4 separate regions of the Homo sapiens genome follow, and regions 2, 3 and 4 are each linked to region 1. Evidence: chromatin loops called from intact Hi-C (ENCODE). Cell type or tissue: CD14-positive monocyte. All regions are shown on one strand. Region 1 has its middle 35 kb from the start of CTSH. Region 2 has its middle 30 kb from the start of MIR184. Region 3 overlaps RASGRF1 (Ras protein specific guanine nucleotide releasing factor 1). Region 4 overlaps RASGRF1 (Ras protein specific guanine nucleotide releasing factor 1).

What was found. Hi-C counts contacts between places; a loop is a spot of excess contacts. Peaks named below come from ENCODE experiments on the same cell type or tissue, not always from the same donor. Only the 100,000 strongest peaks of a DNase experiment are listed, where the experiment ranks them.
Region 2: a loop joins it to region 1, with 12 times the contacts of the local background. A loop is called at or near these places in 71 of 110 quality-filtered maps.
Region 3: it touches region 1 in a loop (3-fold over the local background); 10 of 110 quality-filtered maps call a loop at or near these places.
Region 4: a loop joins it to region 1, with 2.8 times the contacts of the local background. A loop is called at or near these places in 11 of 110 quality-filtered maps.

Annotation. Positions count from the first base shown.
Region 1 is chr15:78,907,770-78,912,769 of GRCh38, reverse strand. No RefSeq gene overlaps it. Among named protein-coding and RNA genes, the nearest start is that of CTSH, 35 kb to the left of the region's middle. In CD14-positive monocyte, CTCF peaks have their summits at 2,597 and 2,801 (motif pointing left); DNase peaks (open chromatin) are centred at 259, 1,749 and 2,779; H3K4me3 peaks cover 1,326 bases; H3K27ac peaks cover 3,176 bases.
Region 2 is chr15:79,176,963-79,181,962 of GRCh38, reverse strand. No RefSeq gene overlaps it. Among named protein-coding and RNA genes, the nearest start is that of MIR184, 30 kb to the left of the region's middle. In CD14-positive monocyte, no CTCF peak of the experiment used is centred here; no DNase peak of the experiment used is centred here.
Region 3 is chr15:79,025,581-79,030,580 of GRCh38, reverse strand. RASGRF1 (Ras protein specific guanine nucleotide releasing factor 1) reads left to right here. Exons shown (of 27, transcript NM_001145648.3): 9 at 2,722-2,840. Among named protein-coding and RNA genes, the nearest start is that of RASGRF1, 63 kb to the left of the region's middle. In CD14-positive monocyte, CTCF peaks have their summits at 1,844, 2,048 (motif pointing left) and 4,919; no DNase peak of the experiment used is centred here.
Region 4 is chr15:79,000,434-79,005,433 of GRCh38, reverse strand. RASGRF1 (Ras protein specific guanine nucleotide releasing factor 1) reads left to right here. Exons shown (of 27, transcript NM_001145648.3): 15 at 1,259-1,632; 16 at 3,647-3,772. The region is part of intron 1 of LOC105370917 (a long non-coding RNA gene); the gene reads right to left. Among named protein-coding and RNA genes, the nearest start is that of CTSH, 58 kb to the right of the region's middle. RefSeq lists an enhancer at 508-1,707. In CD14-positive monocyte, CTCF peaks have their summits at 2,401 and 2,600 (motif pointing right); DNase peaks (open chromatin) are centred at 823 and 2,693; H3K4me3 peaks cover 708 bases; H3K27ac peaks cover 663 bases.

The DNA of each region.
Region 1 (5,000 bases):
AGGATAAAACCCCAGCTCACAAGCACCACTACAATGAACCAGGAAGACCCCACCGTCAGCAATAAACCAGTCTCCATTACATGTAATTACACAAAAAACCAAGAGGCCAAATTCAAGTCATTCGTTATGAAATGCTTTTTTCTTTACAAAGTAAACATGCATATTGACTCTTATGGGTACACATATATTCTTCATTACAGAAACTCACTGAACTAATGAATGAAATCAGCAATCTTACTCTTAACTTCCTGTTACAACACAACTCCTGAGGTTTTTCCCCTAGCAACATCAAGAAATGCCAAGCTCATCTCAAAAGTTAAGCTGAATGGAAGGTTTACCTGGTTCCCACCAGCAGTCACTTAATTCAGTTACGGGTTTTGAACTCAGGATGAAATATAAACTTTTTTAAACAGACAATCATTATACATGTTTATGGGGTACAATGTGATGTTTCGATATATGTACGCATTGCAGAAAGATTAATCAAACTTACATATCCAACACCTCACCTACTTACCCTTTTTTGTGGTGAAAATGTTTAAAATCTAGTCTTCTGGCTATTTTGAAATGTATGGTCACCATACTGTGCAACAGATCTCTAAAATGTCTGAAACCAACATCTTTGACCAATATCTCCCTTTCCCTATATCTCCCCCTCCGACCTCTGCTAATCAACATTCTACTCTCTGCTTCTATGAGTTCAACTTTTTAAAATTCCACGTATAAGTGAAGATCATGCGGTACTTGTTTTCTGTGTCTGGCTTATTTCACTTAGCATAAAATCCTTCAGGTTCATCCCTGTTATCACAATGGCAGGATTTCCTTTTTAAAGGTTGTATAGCATTCCACTGTGTATATATACATTTTCTTTAGTAATTGTTCCTAGCATCCAAACAGCACTCAGAGTTTAGGTAAACACAAGAGTTTCAGCATGAGGCTGTATTAGCCTGGACTGACTTGGAGAGCGGGGCCAAAGGCAACTTGCATGAAGGACCACAGGGCCTCCTGGGAAACAGCAACCATGGGGGACAGAGGAGGAAGCATCCCACCAGCTGGTTAAGAATACTGAATCAGGGCTGCAGCCCTTGTGGTGACCCCGCCCAAGGGCACTCCTGGCCTGCCAAGCCCAAAGCCCCTGCGCCAGAAACCTAAGGAGAAGATGGTAAAACTGACAGAGTAGGCCAGGTACGGTGACTCACGCCTGTAATCCCAGCACTTTGCGAGGCCGAGGTGGGCAGATCACAAGGTCAGGAGTTCAAGACCAGCCTGAACAACATGGTGAAACCCCATCTCTACAAAAATACAAAAATTAGCCAGGCATGATGACGGGTACCAGTAATCCCAGCTACTCAGGAGGCTGAGACGAGAGAATTGCTTGAACCAGGGAGGCGGAGGTTGCAGTGAGCTGAGATTGCACCACTGCACTCCAGCCTGGGTGACAGAGTGAGACTCCGTCTCAAAAAAGAAAACTGACAGAGCAATTTCCCCTATGCTCCTGAGGGACTCTGAGAGCCTACAGAGATGCTGGTCTTTTGACTTCTATCAAAGGGCAAGAGAGAAGCCCTTCCTTCTTGCGAGTGAAGCAGGTTAATCAGCTCAGCTCAAACACTGGTGTTTTCTTGGTTTAACAGACACTTTTTATTGGCCAGGCACTGCACTAAGAAATATACAGCACACTAACTCCCCACAGCAACCCTGTGAGGTAGATACTATCATGATCCCCACTTTCACATGAGGAAGCCGAGGCACAGATTGGTTAAGCAACTTGCCCCAAACCACAAAATTGCTTAGTGGCAGAATCAGGGTTTATACCCGAGCCCTCCAGCTCCAGAGTATCTGTTCTCAGCCTCCCTCTCTGCTGCCTCTCCAAAGAGGATGCAGAGTCCTTAGGATTCTTAAAAAGTCTGAAAGTGATTCAAAATGACTATGCTGTGAGGAGACCTGGCCCTGCCCGCCAGGCCCAGGGTGGTAACTGAGCTCCATCTACGTAACTCCATCTACGGCACTGCCCCATCTAAGGCCTGGTGGGTTCCCTCCTCCTGTCCACCTTGGTAAACAAGTCCTTTATCAAGCTCCCCTCACAGTACCCAGTAGACTGTGTTCTTTCTCAGGGAGCCTAGCCGATACAAGGGAGTAGCTGAAAGGTAATATTATGGGATGCTTTTTAAAAAATAGTTCTTGGCATATTTTTAAAACATTTTAAGGGAATTATGCAAATGTAGAGTGATAGAGTAAGTCTAGGCTAGAGACAGAGAACAGATTTTCATTATTATGGGAAAAATCATGTGACCAACTTCCCGTGGTTATGTGAATGTAAAGTCAGTGTGTGTTGTTCTAGGGGAATGCTATACACAAGATCTCCGGTTTGCTGTTTGTAGTTCAGCAAAGACGATCTCTCTCGGGATTCCAGGGTGCAAGGTGGACCAATTTGCACAGGAACCCAGAGATGAAATTGGGGACAGCCATTCGGGTGGTCTGGGATGCGCTGAAGCAGGCTCACGGCAGGAAAAGATCTTAAGGGGACTCCCTCAGAAGGGAGGGGAGGAGAGGAGGCTGGCCCCAGTTCAGGATCTAAAATTTCACAGAGGCCAGGTTCGCACAGTGGGTAGGCTGAGTGAAGCTGCTGCAGGATTGGAAACTCTGGTGGGTGTCCTACTGTGAGGGATGATGGCTGAACATGAGGTGGCCAAGAGAGGAGCAGCTTTAGGGCACTGGAGTAGGATGCCACCTCGGCCCTGTGAAGGTGGGCGGAATGGGCTGAGCCCATGGATTGTGGGGAAACCCTTACAACAGCGACACCTTATGGCCACTATGGTAACATAATGCGCACATCTAATTTTCTGGTCTCCCAGTATGGCTTCAGAAAGACTGGAATTCTTGGATAATGAAGAGAAGGGTGATCAAGGGGGAAGGATGAGATTCTCTGCCTATGGAAGTAAAGGCTTGCACAATCCTCTGGAAAAGTAAAAGTGCAAGAATGTGTCCCAAGTGGACACAGGTTGTACCAGGAACCTCCAGGGTCCCAGATCAGTCCACCCAGAGTGAGTCCTTGTGTCTCCGGCTCTGGGGTCAGAAAGGGCAGGTTGACTTAGTTCCTGAAGGAAACCATGTAGCCCTCACATATGTCACAAGCATAGAGGAAACGTGCTACCTTTATTGCTCAGGTTCACCAGGGAGCTTTGCAATGCTGAGACCATTCCTAGGCCCAGGACAATCTGCCATTAGCTCTGCCCATGGTAACTTTATGCCACAGAGCACCAGGTCAAGGACATACCAAACTTCCCTCTTCACACACAAACACACAAACACGCACACACTCAGAGGTTTGTCTAAACTTAATCACCCCTAGACACACCACCAGCAACCACCCAAACCCCTCCCCAGGACTGGAAGCATATCCCAGGCTCAGCTGCCCTTCTCTCTCTCCCCCAAGGCTGCATCACAAACGCACATGCTTCTGTTCTTCTGAAACCAACCATTCATCTCACATTTCTTCTTCCTCATTTTCAATTCTGATTTTCTTAATTGTTTCCAATATTCTAAATGTCAAGAAATAAATAAGTGTAAAGACTACTGCATGGTGGCTTGCACCTGTAGTGCCAGCTACTCAGGAGGCTGAGGCAGGAGAATGGTGTGAACCCAGGAGGCAGAGCTTGCAGTGAGCCGAGATTGCACCACTGCACTCCAGCCTGGGCGACAGAGTGAGACTCTGTCCCAAAAAAAAAAAAAAAAAAAAACCAGTACTTTCAACCACAGCCCTTAACTAGCCTGGCAGCTTCCATTTCTTATCTCTTTGAACCCTCACTATTGGAGTCCTGAGATACCATGTAATTTTGGAGTCCTGAGATACCAGCCTGAGGCTGGCAAGTCACAGTATGAGATGTGCAAACCATGCAGAGAAGCCCTCAGTGGTTGAGATGCTGTGTCGAGGAAAGAGGGGCCAAGGAACACAGAGGTACGAGATACATGAGTGAAGAAGCCATCTTGGAAGCAGATCCTCCACAATTTCAGCCACGGCAGCTAACGCCAAATGGATCAAAGATGAACTGCCCAACCAAGCCTATCCTGAATTCATGATTCAGAAAGGTATGAGCAAAACAAAATGGTTGTTTTAAGCTATAAAGTTCTGGGACAGTTTGTTAGCGCAGCAAAAGACAGCCAGAAATCAAATCTCATGTAAAGCTTTTCAAAAAAATCAAAACAATATAACCACAATTGTGTTTTAAAATAAAATGGTAATCCCAGCACTTTGGGAGGCGAAGGCAGGCGGATCACTTGAGGTCAGGAGTTCAAGACCAGCCTGGCCAACATGGTGAAACCCCGTCTCTACTAAAAATACAAAAAAATTAGCTGGGTTATGGTGGCACACACCTGTAATCCCCGCTACTCGGGAGGCTGAGGCAAGAGAATTGCTTGAACATGAGAGGTGGAGGTTGTGGTGAGCCAAGACTGCACTGCACTCCAGCTTGGACAAAAAAGCGAGACTCCGTCTCAAAAAAAAATTTTTTTTTAAATTAAAACAAATAAATAAAATGGTGCTTCTGCCTGGTCCTTTGGAAAAGCCTGCCCCAGTAAAACAAGATTTGGCCATTTGCCTTTTTGTAATCCTTCCTCCATCTGGAAGAAATATAGAAATGTGATAACTATAACAAGGAGATACTGCTACCTCTCAGCTTGGGCAATTCCGAAACCCCCAAGAGGTGATTTATATGTGTTACAAGGAGCAAAGGAGGAGAATGAAGGCAAAACTGTTCTGGGTGCTGGAACCTCTGAGGCCACTTCTGAGCATCCCCCCTCTACCCCCAAAATAGAGACTGGACCCAACAGCTGCTGTCAGGCAGCTAACAGAACAGCAAGCCACCAGGAAGGAGGAAGACCCTTCCCCCGCACCACCCCCCACCCCCGGCCCCCGACCCTTGCCTTCCAGTGTCCCTCTAATGCCCTCTACTGGCAGAACCTAACAAGAAGCCAGCTGACAAATAATTTAGGGTCCCAGCCAC
Region 2 (5,000 bases), 270 kb before region 1:
AGAGTCTCACTCTGTCGCCCAGGCTGGAATGCAATGGTGTGATCTTGGCTCACTGCAGCCTCCGCCTCTCGGGTTCAAGCAATTCTCCTGCCCCAGCCTCTGAGGAGCTGGGATTACAGGTGCTGACCACCATGCCCAGGTAATTTTTCTGTATTTTTAGTAGACACATGGTTTCACCATGTTGGCCAAGCTGGCTTCGAACTCCTGACTTCAAGTGATCCGCCTGCCTCGGCCTCCCAAAGTGCTGGGATTACAGGCGTAAGCCACTGTGCCCGGCCCAAATTACAATTTTTAAAACTGAAAATATTACCAAGCTCAAGAAAGTCAGAAAAATAACGTTTTTATTAATATTCCTGAATTGCCTCTAAAATGCTTTTCTACAATATGTATTTTTGTTTGTTTAATCTTTGATAGCCTCTGATATGATAATAATTTGTAATGCCACCTTTTCTTGTAAATACAACATTAAAATAAGTCTTTCATTTCACAGGTAGATCAGTAAAAAATATTTATTGATAATTTCACAATTTATTATTTGTAGAAACAATTTTTAGGATTGTTATCAATTTGGGAAAACCTCAAATCAAGGATCAAGGATCTTTTATATAAAAACTGCAAGATTTCAAGGCATTTCAGGTTTCTTTTGCAATAATTTCTCTTTAAATTGATGGCACTCACTAAACACCTGGTCACCAATGTACTTGTGGTAGCAGCATATTGTAGGTTTCATGTTATCTTTGTCAATGTTGATTCATTCCAAATCAGCAAGAAATATAAATCTTTTATAAATATATTCATATGATTTTCTCCTCTTCATTAATTGGATAAGCAAACCATCCAAGAACCAACCCATTACTTATATTTAAAGTTCATCTCCTCTTAATAAATTATATACAATATGTGTGTAATTCACTCCTTGATGACAGAATAATTTTGTTGCTTATCTTTATAGCTTTTGTTTCAAATTTCATTAATTTGTATTTGAATATTCTCTCAGTTCTTTAATAAACTAAAGATATCCAAAAAAAGGTTTCCATCAAGTATGTCCTAACCAGGAGTCTGTGATTTCTCTCTTGTTTTACAGAAACATTCCAACATGTCTTCCCAAACTGTAGTTATAATGACATGTTTGAGCTTATTCACCTTTTTTAAATGAAGTTTTTGTATCTTGTACTTGAATTTCTCTTCTATCTTTAAAAAAAGAAAATGTGTTTAGGCTCCTTAAAATACCATGAGCCCACGTGGCAAGGCTTGACCTGTGCATTTTGGGTTCTAGCCAAGGAGAACTTGAGTTGGGGGAACATTTAGCTTGTGTTAGTGAGGTTCACCATCAATTCGATTTAGAGTTAAGTTATTGTGAGCCTTTTCGAGTGTAGGAGGGGCTTCCAGGAATACTCTCTCCACACCCTGCTCCTTGCCAGACCGCTGGTGCCAGGGCCCTGAAGGGCTAGGCCAGCCATTGTACCACAGTATGAATGTTACTGACTCCTCCAGTGCCACAGACATGACAGCAGGTGTGACGAAGGGGACGATGGAGTAGAAAGAGCCAGTGGGCATAGCCAACTGTAGTCAAAATACAGTATCTTACTTTAGCACTTTTTTTTAAATTTTAAAAATTAATGTCTTTGGGAGGCTGAGGTGGAAGGATCACCTGAGGTCAGGAGTTCAACACCAGCCTGACCAAGATGGCGCAACCTTGTCTCTATTAAAAATACAAAATTAGCTGGGCATGGTGGCACATGCCTATAATCCCAGCTACTTGGGAGGCTGAGGCAGGAGAATTGCTTGACCCAGAAGTGTGTGAGGTTGCAGTGAACCGAGATCAGGCCATTGCAGTCCAGCCTGGGTGACGGAGCGAAACTCCATCTCAAAAAACAAAACAACAAAAAAAAATTAATGCCAAATGAACACATTGTTAAAGCCTCTCCTGGGCCTTGGGCTGTGCACTGACATTTCCTTAGCTTCCTATATATTTACCTCTGAAGGTAAGAAGGGTAAGCCACAGAGAGAAAAGGGAATTCCAAGCAAAGGCAACGAGCATGAGCAAAAACACAGTGGCCACTCATTCAAAAATATATAACCAGTAATAAGCCCTGAGCAACTAGGGGGACATGAGGCTGGTGAGATAGACCCTGGCCAGATGACAAAAGGCCCATGTTCCCAGCCAAGGAGGTTAGACCACAACTGGATTAAGAGGCCAGCACAGTGTTCCCAGATTACAGACATTGCTTCCCTTCCTCTTCACTTCCTGAGGTTCCTCCAAACACACACACACTTTTTCTTTCCCTCGTAACAGTTTTTGTTTGTGTGTTTTACGTTCTAATCAAACGTCCAAGGAGGGAGGTCGAGGAGGACTTGAGGGTAGCTGCTATTTGATAGCAGAATTTTAGAAATGTGCAGAGTCCGATGTCATCTCAATCTCAAGTGACTTCACCTCTCCCTGTCTTTAGCCACTGTGCCCATCCCCCCCTTGGACAGTTTTGTTCTCAACCGCAATGGCTCCAAGAGCGAGAAGCAGAGAATGTGCTGGCTGCACAGAGCGATGCCTCGTAACCCGTGGTAGGTGCTTTACGGGAGGCCACCTTTGGCTCATTTTGCTGTGGATTTCACATCCCTGTGAGGCGGCTGGGGCAGTTACTATTATTCCTATTTTACAGCTGAGGGAACAAGGCCCGGAGGGGCTCCGATGACTCACTGTAAACAGGTTAACAAGGCCCCGCTGCTGTGAGTCATCCTCCCAGGCCGAGGCCAGCTGGGCCCCAGCACCATCTAGATTGTCTTATCAGCTGTCATAGGACAACCTGCCTTCAGAGTCATCTCGGAGGTGATCCACATTGTCTCTGAGAGCCACCGTTGACGGCAGGACCGTGGAGCCATCGTCCTTCCCATGCACCCACCACCCACTCCCCGCCGGTGTTCTCAGACCTTCAGGCTGCAGGGCCGAACACTGTGAGAGACTGATCAAAAAATATCCTGACCTCTAATTCTCTGCTAAACCCAAGCAGACCTCGCCTTCTAGAAACTGCTATTGTCGCACAACGAGTAAGGACTCAGTGTTAAAGAAAATGGAAAGTGATAAGGCACTTCAAACCGTTTACATCTAGCCCATTCAGCCCCCGCATTCACAATCATCTGAGGGCCGTGAACAGAGCAGCATAATTCACCTGTAGCGGCCATCCCCTCTGACATCTCCGAGCTTGAGAGCAACTGCCTTTCAGAGTGCAGGGCTGGAAAAAGAGTAGGGGATGGGGCTAGCATTTCCTTGTGAAAGTACACATCAAAAGCTGTATCAGCCATGAAATCTGATGTGCACGGCCTCACATGAGCTCAGCTGCCAGGGACCTCATCCCAGAAGCTTCCATCCCTCCCCCCGAGAAGGTACAGAGAGAGAAGTAACACCAATTAATTTCCTGGTAACCACTGGAGGGTCACTCTTTGATGCTCAGCCAAGAAGGGCATCTCCAGCTTAGGGGTCTGGAGTAGAGAACTGAGTGTGTGAGATTACAGGGCAGATGAGGCCAAAGATAGCCTTGAATGAGGCCGTCTGATCCAGGGCCCAAGATCCTTGAAGTCGAGGTCCCTGTGTGAAGTTCCTGTTGCCCTGATCTCTGCCCATTTGCACCAAGAGAGCACAGAATTCATTGCAAGTGATGGACTTCTTTGGGTCATTTTTCCCCCTGCTTCTCACATGGTAATGTGCATACAAATCCCCCTAGGGATCTTCTTAAGACAGATTCTAACTCAGTACATCCGGGGCAGCCCGAGAGTCTGCATTTCTAACAAGCTTCCAGGTGACGCTGAAGCTGTTTTGGTCCACAGACCACACTCTGGGTCTCGAGGCCCTCATTTAGTTTCCACCCAAGGCCAAGTAGGCAGGTGGGAGGGTCAGAGGTCAGGACAGACAGGTATCATGTGCAGCCACAGCATCAGTGACAGCAGCAAGTGGGGCTCCTTCTCTTTAAAGAGCCTCCCATCCCAGTATTGAAAGGTGGCCCATGGTGTCCCCAAAATAGTCTGATCTTTCCAGCATCCCCTGAAGGCATTTAATCAGCACTTACTGTCTTCCTTCCTCTGCTCACCTAGTGCCCACACTATTAGAACCAGGTAACCTGAGAGCTCCTGAAGATGGCCACGATCATCCGACAGGAGCTGCTCACCCAACAACTTCATCGCTTTGCAGGCAGCACGTACAATGGCTAAAAACCAGCAAAACCAGCATTCATGCCAGGCTTCTTGGGGTTTATCTGGATTTTGCCTCTTATAAGTTGTAAGGCCTTAGAGAGCTTCAGTTTCTTCATCAATAAAATGGGGCTAATAATAGGGTTGAAGTAAAGAGTACGGACCTCTCATTGCACTAGCTATAAAGTGCTAGTGCATAGTAAGTACCTAATAAATGTTAGTTACCATAAACAGCATTATAATCTATTATTATTCAGAATTAGAAGCTATACCAAAGCTCAATCTGCCATGAAACTGATCGGCCAGCTACCAGAAGCCGCCTTGGAGCCCAGGGTTTATTGCATCCCCCAAATCTCCCTCTCCTCTAAGAGTGTTTACCCATTGATAAATGATGGAAGATAGTCCTTTGAGAGAGACGCTGGAGGTCTCCCATTTCCAACTTTTGTCACCCAAATGATAAATCTCAGGAAGCTTGACAAGCAAGTCTAGGATTAGATATTTGTGTCAGGGTATGTCTGCTTTAAACACAGGGGGCTGTATCAGATCCTAGGGCTGCCATAACAAATTATTAAAAGCCAGGTGGCTTAAAACAATAGAAACTTATTCTCTCAGTTCTGGAGGCTAGAAGTCTCAAATCAATTGTCAGCAGGGCCATGCTTCCTCTGAAGGCTCTAGGGGAGGATCCTCCCTTCCCTCTTCCAGGTTCTGCTGGCTCTGAGCATTCCTTGGCTTGTGGCAGCACAACTCCAGACTCTGTCTTCACAACAACTTAGTTCTATGTGTCTCTCTGTCCTCTCTTCTTATAAGAACACCAGTCATTG
Region 3 (5,000 bases), 120 kb before region 1:
CATGTTGAACTTAGGTGCCAATTCAATGTCCAAGTGTAGATGACAAGAAGGGACTGGGGAATTTGAGTCTGGAGCAGAGGGGAAAGAGAAATCCGGCAATCATCAGCTTGCAGATGGTGTTTAAAGCGACAGCACTGGTGAGACCGCCAAGGGAATTAGCTTGGGCAGGAAAAAGATGAGAACCAGAAGCTGAGCCCGGGGGTATGCACCCTGTGAAGACCAAGAGATGAGGGAGGGCCTTGTGGTCAGAACTAGGCTGCCAAGGGCTACAAAGAAGGTCAGTCTGCAGGGCCTGGGATCCAGCCCCGGCCCTACCCAGGGCACTGCCAAACACTCAGTGCCCTAAAAGTCTTCCTGAGGCCGGCAAGGGGCAGCCAACCAGGCCACAGCTCCCAGCTGGGTGGAGGGAGGGACAGCACAGGGTATAGGCTGCCCCCGATCCTTCCATGACCCAGCCAAGTTGCACACCTGAGTGGAGAATCAGGGCAAGGATGTCATCAGGGTGTGATTGCAGAGTAACGAAACCACCAAGCAGGAAGGTGGAGGGACTCCAGTCCTCCCATGCCCAGGGATCCAAATCCCGCACACTCTTCCCCAAGGGAGAAGGTTTGGGACTCCGGTAAGGCAGCAGGCTCCTCCTTGCTGAGGGATATCCTATCCTGTTGCAAACAGAGCTGCAGGTGGCACATGGTGCCAAGGTATTTGACATAAGACCCTGATCCCTTATCCCCGGGATCCTAGGTGTATGGCCTACTCTTCCTTCCTCCCACCCAACTGCCTGTACCTGGCCCTGAACCCAGCCCAAGTGGCACAGAAGGTTTTCCTATCACCATGACAGCATCCCTTTAATTCTCCTTTCACGCTCCCACAAGCAGGAAGCCATTAGATAGCCAAACCCCTCCTAGGCTGCGCTCAGAAACACTCCCCACCTCTGGGGACTGGGCCTTCCTCCCACCTTTTTATCCTGACCCCTATATTCTCTGCTCGCTGATAACCCAAATCATCATTTCCAGGGCTCCCAGGAGCCTCGCGACCTTGAAACTCCCACCGCCTTCCCAGAGCTCCCCAGCTGTGTGCGCATATGGGTCCCAAACACAGACCCCCACCTGGGGCTGGAACTTAGAATGTGTAAACTGCAGCTGCTCAGGAAAACTAGTTTTGCTACCTTGGAATTACCCGCCTTGTGTTTTACCAAACACAGGCTTCCCCCGCAAAACCCCACCCTCATCAAGAGAAGTGGTTTTAATTACCATTGGCTATTTCCATAATGGATCCATCTCTAGGGAACTAGCATGTGTCCAGAGGTGCCTCCCTCTCAAACATCAAGCAGGGGTCTGGGCTTCCAAGAAGAGCATTGCTGGGGAAGAAAGGGGGAAACTGAGGCTCCCAAGGAAGAGACTCCAGCGAAAGGCCCTGGTCCATTTATTAAAGGGCTAGTCTAGTGAATTTAAGCCTAAAATGCATGTCCTCAACCAGGAAAGATAATAATAACTCTTTTGCAACCAATGATAATAGCAACAACAATCACCACTACCCTTTATTTAAGCAGCTGTCACATGCCAGGCATGGCATAGCATGCACGGGTACCTGAAATCCCTTTTATTCCACCTTTGCCCCAGCATTCTGTAGATGAGGAAACTAAGGATCAGAGGGATTGAGGAGTCTGGTCAATGTCATGCTGATTCAGTTAAGCACAGATCCAGCTCCGGAAGAGGCAGTGTCATCTTTGTTTTGGGGTTTAAATTGAATAATGTCTATGAGAGAAGTTTGTAAGCCGCACATATTAACCAGCCTTCTTGTTGGTCTTAACTGTGGAAATTCAGGCATCAGCAGCAGATAAAAGGTTTTGTACTTTGCTTGGAGTAGGTGGGGTACTTTTGCCAGAAGCCCCCCTTCCCCACTCCCCAGACCCTGCCACTGCCAAATTCCCCTCTACCTTCCCAAGACTCCTGGAAACCCACCAAGGCAAAATTGGCAGCTAACACCCACCTTTTCCCACCAACGCCATTTTGTAAAAGCTATTGGATGGCGCCATCTCTTGGAGAGGAGGGGTATTACAGCAGTCGGAGAGCGAAATAGGGGAGTTGTCTATATTCCCTCCCAGAAGGGCCAGAGCCTACAGAAGTAGGCTAAGGTCAGTCATCCCCTGAGCCAGCGGGATTGCCAGGTGCTCCAAAAGGTAAGCCATTTCAGGGCCCAAGCGATATTAAGGACACAATTATGCAAATATTTGGAGAAAGAGCATTCAAGAAGAAGAGACAGCAAGTGCAAAGGCCCTGAGGGAGTAATGAGCTTTGCTCTTGGGATGGGAATAAGGCTGGTAGAAGGATGAGGGTCAGGGTCATGAACACAGGATGTCTCCTGTGCTCCCATATCCTTCCCAGTGCTGAGCTGCACCTGCTGTCTGTTCTACATAGTTCAGACTGTAAAATCTGACAGATGTGCTTCATAGCTGCTGACTTCAGTTTTCTTTTTTCTGAAATAAGAACACTTGCCTCCTTGAGCTGTCAGAAGGATAAAATGAGGTCGTGCCTATGAAGTGCCCGGCATGCAGCAGGCACTCAGTAAATGCACACTCCCTTCCCCTCCATGACCACAGACTCCACCTGAGAATCCTTGTGCCAGGCTTTCTTCCTAGGTCTGGCCAGAAGCCTGGCATTCTCGCCTCCCTGGGAAGTAGGGGCAGCCTGTCTCTGACTGTGCAGTTTCCCATCCCCACAGAATAATGCACGATGAAGTAAGTGAGACGGAGAACATCCGGAAAAACCTGGCCATCGAGCGCATGATCATCGAAGGCTGTGAGATCCTCCTGGACACCAGCCAGACCTTTGTGAGACAAGGTATGGCCTCTGCACCCTGTCTCCCCTGCCCCCACCAGGTGGGCCCCAGCAGCGGGAGGGAGGCGGCACTCGGGGACGCCACCAGTTGGTTTGGCTGCCACATGCCAAGACCTGCCAATGTGATTGCAGAATATTCCCAGGCTGCTGGCGGAATGCAACAGCTATATGTAGATGTCAGTATCTATACATATAGATGCAGATATTATTGGTTTTCACAGTTTCCTTCTCTCCAGATGTAAACAGAATTCTACCCAGATGGCCTTGGTTTGTCTATTGTATGTCATAGTAAACATCGACATGTCCTTTTTGGGGAGAAAGTATGGGGCGGGGGATGAGGAGCTAACAGTTGTCTCTGTGAGTCAGAAGCGTTTTCAGTGTCTGGGAGGAGGTCAGTGTTGGGTCCATTCCCCTGTCCTTTCCTCATCATCCTCTGCTGCTTTGGAGAGACCATTTTCACAGTGGTTCTCATGGGTAGAAGGTCTTTCCCAAGCTTCAGCCTCGCTTACCTTGGGAGCAGTGTTTGAGAGGCACGGCCCCGTTGAGAGGGGTGGGTGAAGGCTCTCTGTGGCTCAGGGGACTGACATCAGAACTGCAATGCATTTGAAATTCATCACATTCAACTTCCATGTTTTGTGGGAGACTCAGCTCCTGCTGGCATGCCTCACAGGTGACCTCCACCTCAAACGGACCTCCAGAGTCCCTTCTCTGTAGCCCTGGGATTCTCTGCCTAACGAAATACTTGCCAGCGCCTCCCGCTGGCCTGTGCAGCTGCCTTGGACAAGGGTATCACCTTTTCGGAGTTTTGTCCCAGCCCCTGTGTGTGGTGGCCCCTACATCCTTCCCCAGGCCCACCCTGTGACCTGCTGAGCTCAGAGCCAGCCCTGCCTGTTTCTCAGCTCCCCTTGGGCTGTGTTGGGCATTCTCTGTGCCAGAAATATTCTCACACAGTATTTTAGGCCCCCTCTGAAGGAACCCCAAGTGGACCTGGCTTGGAAGTAGCCCAAGAAATGACCCCTCCTGGGGTGGGCAGTATCCCCACAGACCAGAAATCTGCTCCATCACCCTGAGTCAAGGCATTTTCTCCCTCTCCAGCCGGGCTGGACCTGGAGACAAAATGAGTGGATTCTGCAAGGCGTTTCTCACTTGTCAGTCATGCAGCCAGCACTGATACCTGCCCTGCTCATGCCAGACGTACAGGGGGTTCTGGGGACACTCAGAGAACAGCCTCAGCCCTGCCCTCCGGAAGCCTATGGTACAGAGGAAGAGAGTCATGAGGGGACAAACGCAGGAACACCAGGTGCCAGGTGGATCTCCCTGATGCAGGAGGCAGAGTGGTGGCCTGGAGCAGGACCAAGAGAGTCACGAGGGCTTTCCCAAGGATAAGCAGGAATTCACAGGGAAGACAGAGTGAAGGAAGGGCTTTTCAGAACTAAGAGTGACACTCAGGCTAACTTGACCCAGAACTACATGTGAGGCAGAAGAAGGGGACAATGGTAAGAGTGCAGGCTGGGAGGTGTGCCCAAGCCAGACCACTGGGAGGCCTCAAGTGCCTGAATCCTGGGAACAGTGAGGAGCTGTGGACCTCAGTGGGGAGGGGGCCTGAAGGGTATGTATTAGGGTGGGTACACCAGAGTAGGGCAGCAATGGCTTTCATGACAGGCACCTACTCTGCTCAGTAATGGCTTCCTAGAGTGCTGTGCTGAGGACTGAGAAGCTCTGTCTGGGCTCTGCAGTATGGTGCAGTGATTGATTGGTGATGCCTGCCATGGCTGTGGACAACAGGAGTGCAATGTATCTTTTTTTTTTTTTTTTTTAAATCTTAGTAGCTATCTTTTTTACAAGTAGGATGGGAGGCAGGGTTTGCCCTAAGTAGTTCCCAGCAGGAGTGCAATGTATCTTGTTAACCCCTCGGGGCCTGCAGCCAGCTCCCCACTTGTTCAGCTCCCTGCCATCCCCAGACCTCAGCCCAGCCCTTCATTCTCACCACATGGGCCATGCCCTTTGGGGTTCCTTTGCTTGCTTAGCCCCTAGCCCCTGGCTGGGATGTCAGTGGGCCCTGCATGGAGCTTCTCTGATCACCTCTCATCCCTCAGCCATCTGGCCCTGCAGAGAGGCCTAAAGGAGTATCCCAGGGGCACATTTGCTACTGGGAAACAGAAT
Region 4 (5,000 bases), 93 kb before region 1:
CCAGCCCTCAGAGGCTCAGAGGCTCTCTGAGTGCCCTGCCCCAAAACACCCTAGGCAAGACATTATGCCAGAGCCTCAGCTCTAGGGCTGCCTGGAGCAGAGCTCCTGAATCACACTGGCTCCCCAGGGCTCCCCAGGAACCTCACCATTCCTCCCCCAATCCACACCTCTGCTGCCAGAGCAACGCAACGACCCAGAATACACCCGTTCCCTCTTCTGTTCCCTCCTCCTGCCCCCACCTCAGGCCTCACTGGGGCAGGGTACATCTTGCCTCTCTGCCCTGAACTTCTGAAACCTCAATGATCAGATTCCCAGGGCTCTGAGAAAACAGAAGCAAACATCCCATCCAGGATGGATTTACCCCCTAAAAGTCACTGAGATCATTCCCAGGGGCCCAGCAGACAGTGTCCTTCCTTTCCCAGCAGCAGTGCCCTGCAGAACAAAGAGGCTGGTTCAGAGCCAGCTCTCAGCCCTATGGCCTTGGCTGAGTCCCTTAACCTTTCTGAGACTCAGTTTCCTACCTGTGACATTCCTGCAGTTATCCTGTAGGAATAAGAGTGCCTACGTCCTGGGGCAACAGTGAGGGTTAAAAGATCAATCCTATCCTGTGTGCAACGTGGAGCAGACAGCCTCGATGAGACAAGCTATGGTTTGCAATGTTCTGGATGTATAACCTGTTTCCAGCCTGGCCTGAGGTGGAACCCTGTCATGAGGATGGTAGGGGCCACTTTCAGCTTCCCATCCCCCTAAGTTTGCATATAGGGCCGCTCAAGCCCCAAAGCAGGTGGAAAGGACCCTGCGTTTAGAGTAGGAGGCATCAGATGAGTCATTTCCTGTCTCTGAGCCTCAGCTTCCTCATTCCACAAAACATGCCTGAGGACCTCTCTAAGGATGAGGCCAGAGAGTGTAGGCGGGAGCAGGCCCTGTGTGGGATGGAGGGGGGTTTTGCACAGTCCGCAGCTCAGGGGACCCTTAGCACTTCAGGTCAGATGCTGCAGCTGCTGCCCTGAGGGGGTGGGGGGGCGGAGCATAGAAGCCCCAGATCCTCTGCCCAAACCATCCAGAGCAGGACCCTTGGCCCCAGGCCATTTAATCGCATTGTCCCTGCTCAGAGGATCAGCTCAAGTATGGGTTTCAGGGATCCTAAGAATGATGGAGCCGTTGCTGCCACTCCGAGCCCCACCGGAGACGGCCCCCAGGCCTAGGCGGGCAGGCAGGCCTACGCTAACTGTCATTTTCACCCCCGCCCTCCCCACAGGTCGCTGGAGCTCCTGTTTGCCAGTGGCCAGAACAATAAGCTCCTGTACGGTGAACCCCCCAAGTCCCCGCGCGCCACCCGCAAGTTCTCCTCGCCGCCACCTCTGTCCATCACCAAGACATCGTCACCGAGCCGCCGGCGGAAGCTCTCCCTGAACATCCCCATCATCACTGGCGGCAAGGCCCTGGACCTGGCCGCCCTCAGCTGCAACTCCAATGGCTACACCAGCATGTACTCGGCCATGTCACCCTTCAGCAAGGCCACGCTGGACACCAGCAAGCTCTATGTGTCCAGCAGCTTCACCAACAAGATTCCAGATGAGGGCGATACGACCCCTGAGAAGCCCGAAGACCCTTCAGCGCTCAGCAAGCAGAGTGAGTGGCCATGCCGTCGGAGCTGCCCCCCAGCCTCCCAGCCCCACTGAGGCTCAGCCTGGCCCAGCAAGGCCTCAGGGCTGCTCTTCCTGCTCCCATGGGGAAGGAAGGGAGAGGCTTGGGGGTCCCACCAGGCAGATAGTGGAGGCAGCACAGAGTCTGGGCGGTGCAGAGAGGTAGCCGTATGTGGGAGCCCAGGCTGCGGGGGGAGGCAGGCAGAAATTCCCAGGGCATCGCCACACTTTAGATGAGTCAGTTCCCATCACGAGCAATTTAGGCATCCCTCTGCCCTGACCACAGCATCCTACGGCATCCCTGTGTTTGTCCATGTCTGCAGAGGACAGGGCCTGGGCCAGGCCCATTCAGGGCCCGGGAGAGAAGAGGTCGTCAGCAGCTCCTGCCCCCTGGGATTCAGTCTGGCTGAGGACCCAGACCAGACACTGAAATGTGGACACCTGATACGAATGGCTTGTGTCAGGAGGATGCTCCAGGGGCACAGAGGTTGGGGTGGGAACACCATTAGGAGCGTCATAGAAGGCTTCCCGGAAGAACTGTTCGATCTCAATTTTTACCAAGAGGAAAGGAGAACATTCTAGACCATGGGAACAGGATGGGAATGACTGAGGAGCAAGAAAAGGCCTTGTGTGTTTCGGGGACAGCTGGACGCCAGGCAGACCTGGAATGCTGAGTGTGAGACAGGCTGGAGATGATTCCAGGACAGGCTGGAGCCTCCCTACTCTCAGGGTTTCTCCTGACTGTTCTAAAAGTGTCAGGTCTGGTTCTGATTTAGATCCGAACAGGCCACATCTTGGGTGCCACAAGCATTGTCTCGGTTAGCACATGAGAGCACGTGCACACACGCACGCACCCACGTGCAACCAGGGGCTGGTCAGACGCCCCAGGCTTTGAGGAGGAGGCCTTTGAAGAGGGAAGGATTTCTCTCCTCTGAGCTGGCAAGAGGGAAGGCAGAGGGCACCCCCAGCAGAGGGCACAGCTGGGGCAAGATAAATCCTCCGCCAGGCTCCATACCAAGTAACACTCACCGTGGCACATGCAGTTAATGGGTGATGCATGCAGCTGAAAGTCAGTCACCAAGGAAATGGCCTGCCAGAAATTTCATAATTTCACATTCTGAAATGTAACGCAAGGCAGTCCTGAGAAGTCATCTGGTACCAGGCTTCTTGACTGGTGATCCAGGAGCCCATGAATCTAATTATGTGCCAAACTGTGTGTGTGTGTATATGTGTGTGTATGTGTATTTGTTATGTATAAATGTGTGTGCGTGTGCATGTGCCTGTGGACATTCTTGTCTAAAGAGAAGACCTGTGGCTTTGTGTTCTCAAGGTCAGATGCAACTACATCCACTTTCTACGTGGGTAAACTGAGGCCCAGAGCAGTTAAGAGTTTCTGACCAAGACCTCACTGTGCCAGACCTAGGCTTTTAATATAATTCATCAGCCTCCCCAGGGTGTGTGGACCAGGAGTCTCCCAAGATTAGGAAGCCTCTATAATTAATTATCCAAGACAGGACATTTTAAGAGTGACCAGGGGCACGCGGCAATAGGTTAAAAGCAGAGGAAAACTGGAGCAGATGGTCACCTTAACTAATAAGCTTCACCAAAAAAAAAAAGAGAGATCGTGTAACTCAAAGTGTGGTCCGTGGACCAACCACATGGCCATCACCTGGAACCTGTTAGAAATGCAGACTCTCAGGCCCTGCCTGAGACCCCTGAATCAGAATTTGCATTCTGACAAGATCCCCAGGTGTGTCTGGTAAGGTTTGAGAAGCCCTGGTGGAGCAAAAGCCACCTTGGAGATCGACAGTGCTCATTAGCAAGAGAAAGGTTCTGATGAGTCCTGCGGGAAACAAAGCTGTTAAACTTTCTTCAGTGGCTGTATCCCAAGTTTACTCTGTTTTGCCTCAGTAAATTATAGACATAAATTTTAAAATCAAATATTTAAATTTTAAAATTAAAATTAAGAAAAGTAAAATTATTTATTTCTTTTCTCCCAGGCTCAGAAGTCTCCATGAGAGAGGAGTCAGATATTGATCAAAACCAGAGTGATGATGGTGATACTGAAACATCACCAACTAAATCTCCAACAACACCCAAATCAGTCAAAAACAAAAATTCTTCAGGTACAATGCACCAATTCAAAACCACAAATAGATTTCCAGTTTGGGAGAGGGCAGTAGGTCAAGTCGAGTCAAGGCAAGTGGGTGTCATCCCTTATGCTTTATGAGTGACTCCTAAGAGCAGTAACTTTTCTGATATTTCATAACCCACCCACCACCACCCGCCCCCCGCCACCCCAAGGGAAGGGGCTGTGGGCACTGGAACATTGGCTGGGTAGATCCTGCTCTTCAACTCAACCAAGTCACTCTCCCAACTTCAGACAAGACTGCCTTGAGCCCACCCAGCACAGGTGGGCAGGGAGGCTCAGCATCTAGGGCTCATTCGTGGAAGATCCTGATTCAGAAGGTGCTTCCTGAACCCCAGCACAGGTGGGCAGGGAGGCTCAGCATCTAGGGCTCATTCATGGAAGATCCTGGTTCAGAAGGTGCTTCCTGAACTGAGTGCCAGGCTCTGCACAGACCCCTTTCATCATCTTGACAGCTTTGCAAAAAGGCTAGGTGTTTCAAATAAGGGGAAAGACTCCAAGAGGCGGTGACATTGCTCACCCGCAGTCCCAGACTCCTGATCCTGAAGGATCCTTGAGAAGCAGTCTTGGTCTCCGGTTTTCATAAAGCCCTTTCCCCTATACAAGGGGGCTGTGAGATACCCAATGGTGAGAGAGAGCTCCCAGGGGACCCACCTCCCAGGCAGCCCCTCCCCACACAGCTTTCTCCAATGTCCCTGCTCTCACATGCAAAGGGCCGCCTGCAGCCTGAACTCCCCACTATCCAGGCTTTCAAAAGGAACCCAATAGGTAACAGGGTCACCGAGCTTTAGAGAGAAACTGCCTGGACATACTGCAGCCCTGCCACAGCTGCTCAGACACACAGAAACAGAGCTCATGGAGAGCCAAATTTCAGAAATAAGCTTTGAGTCCTTAAAATAAATCATATGTGCCTCACAGCATTAAATACTGCTATTTTGTCTTCAGTAGTCTGGATTGCTTTCCAGAGACAAGATGAAACCAAAGGTTTCAAGAGTAGGTTTCTCCTATCATTACTACTAAAAATTATGATTATTATTATTATTACTAATAGCAATGATATTCCATGGCATTTATATAGCTTTTCACCTAACACAAAGTACTTTCATCTATGTTATTGCCTTTAATCTTTATATCCACCTTTTGAAGCTTTATCCCTATTATTCAAAGGAGACTACTGAAACCCAGAGGGGTTAAATGACTTACCC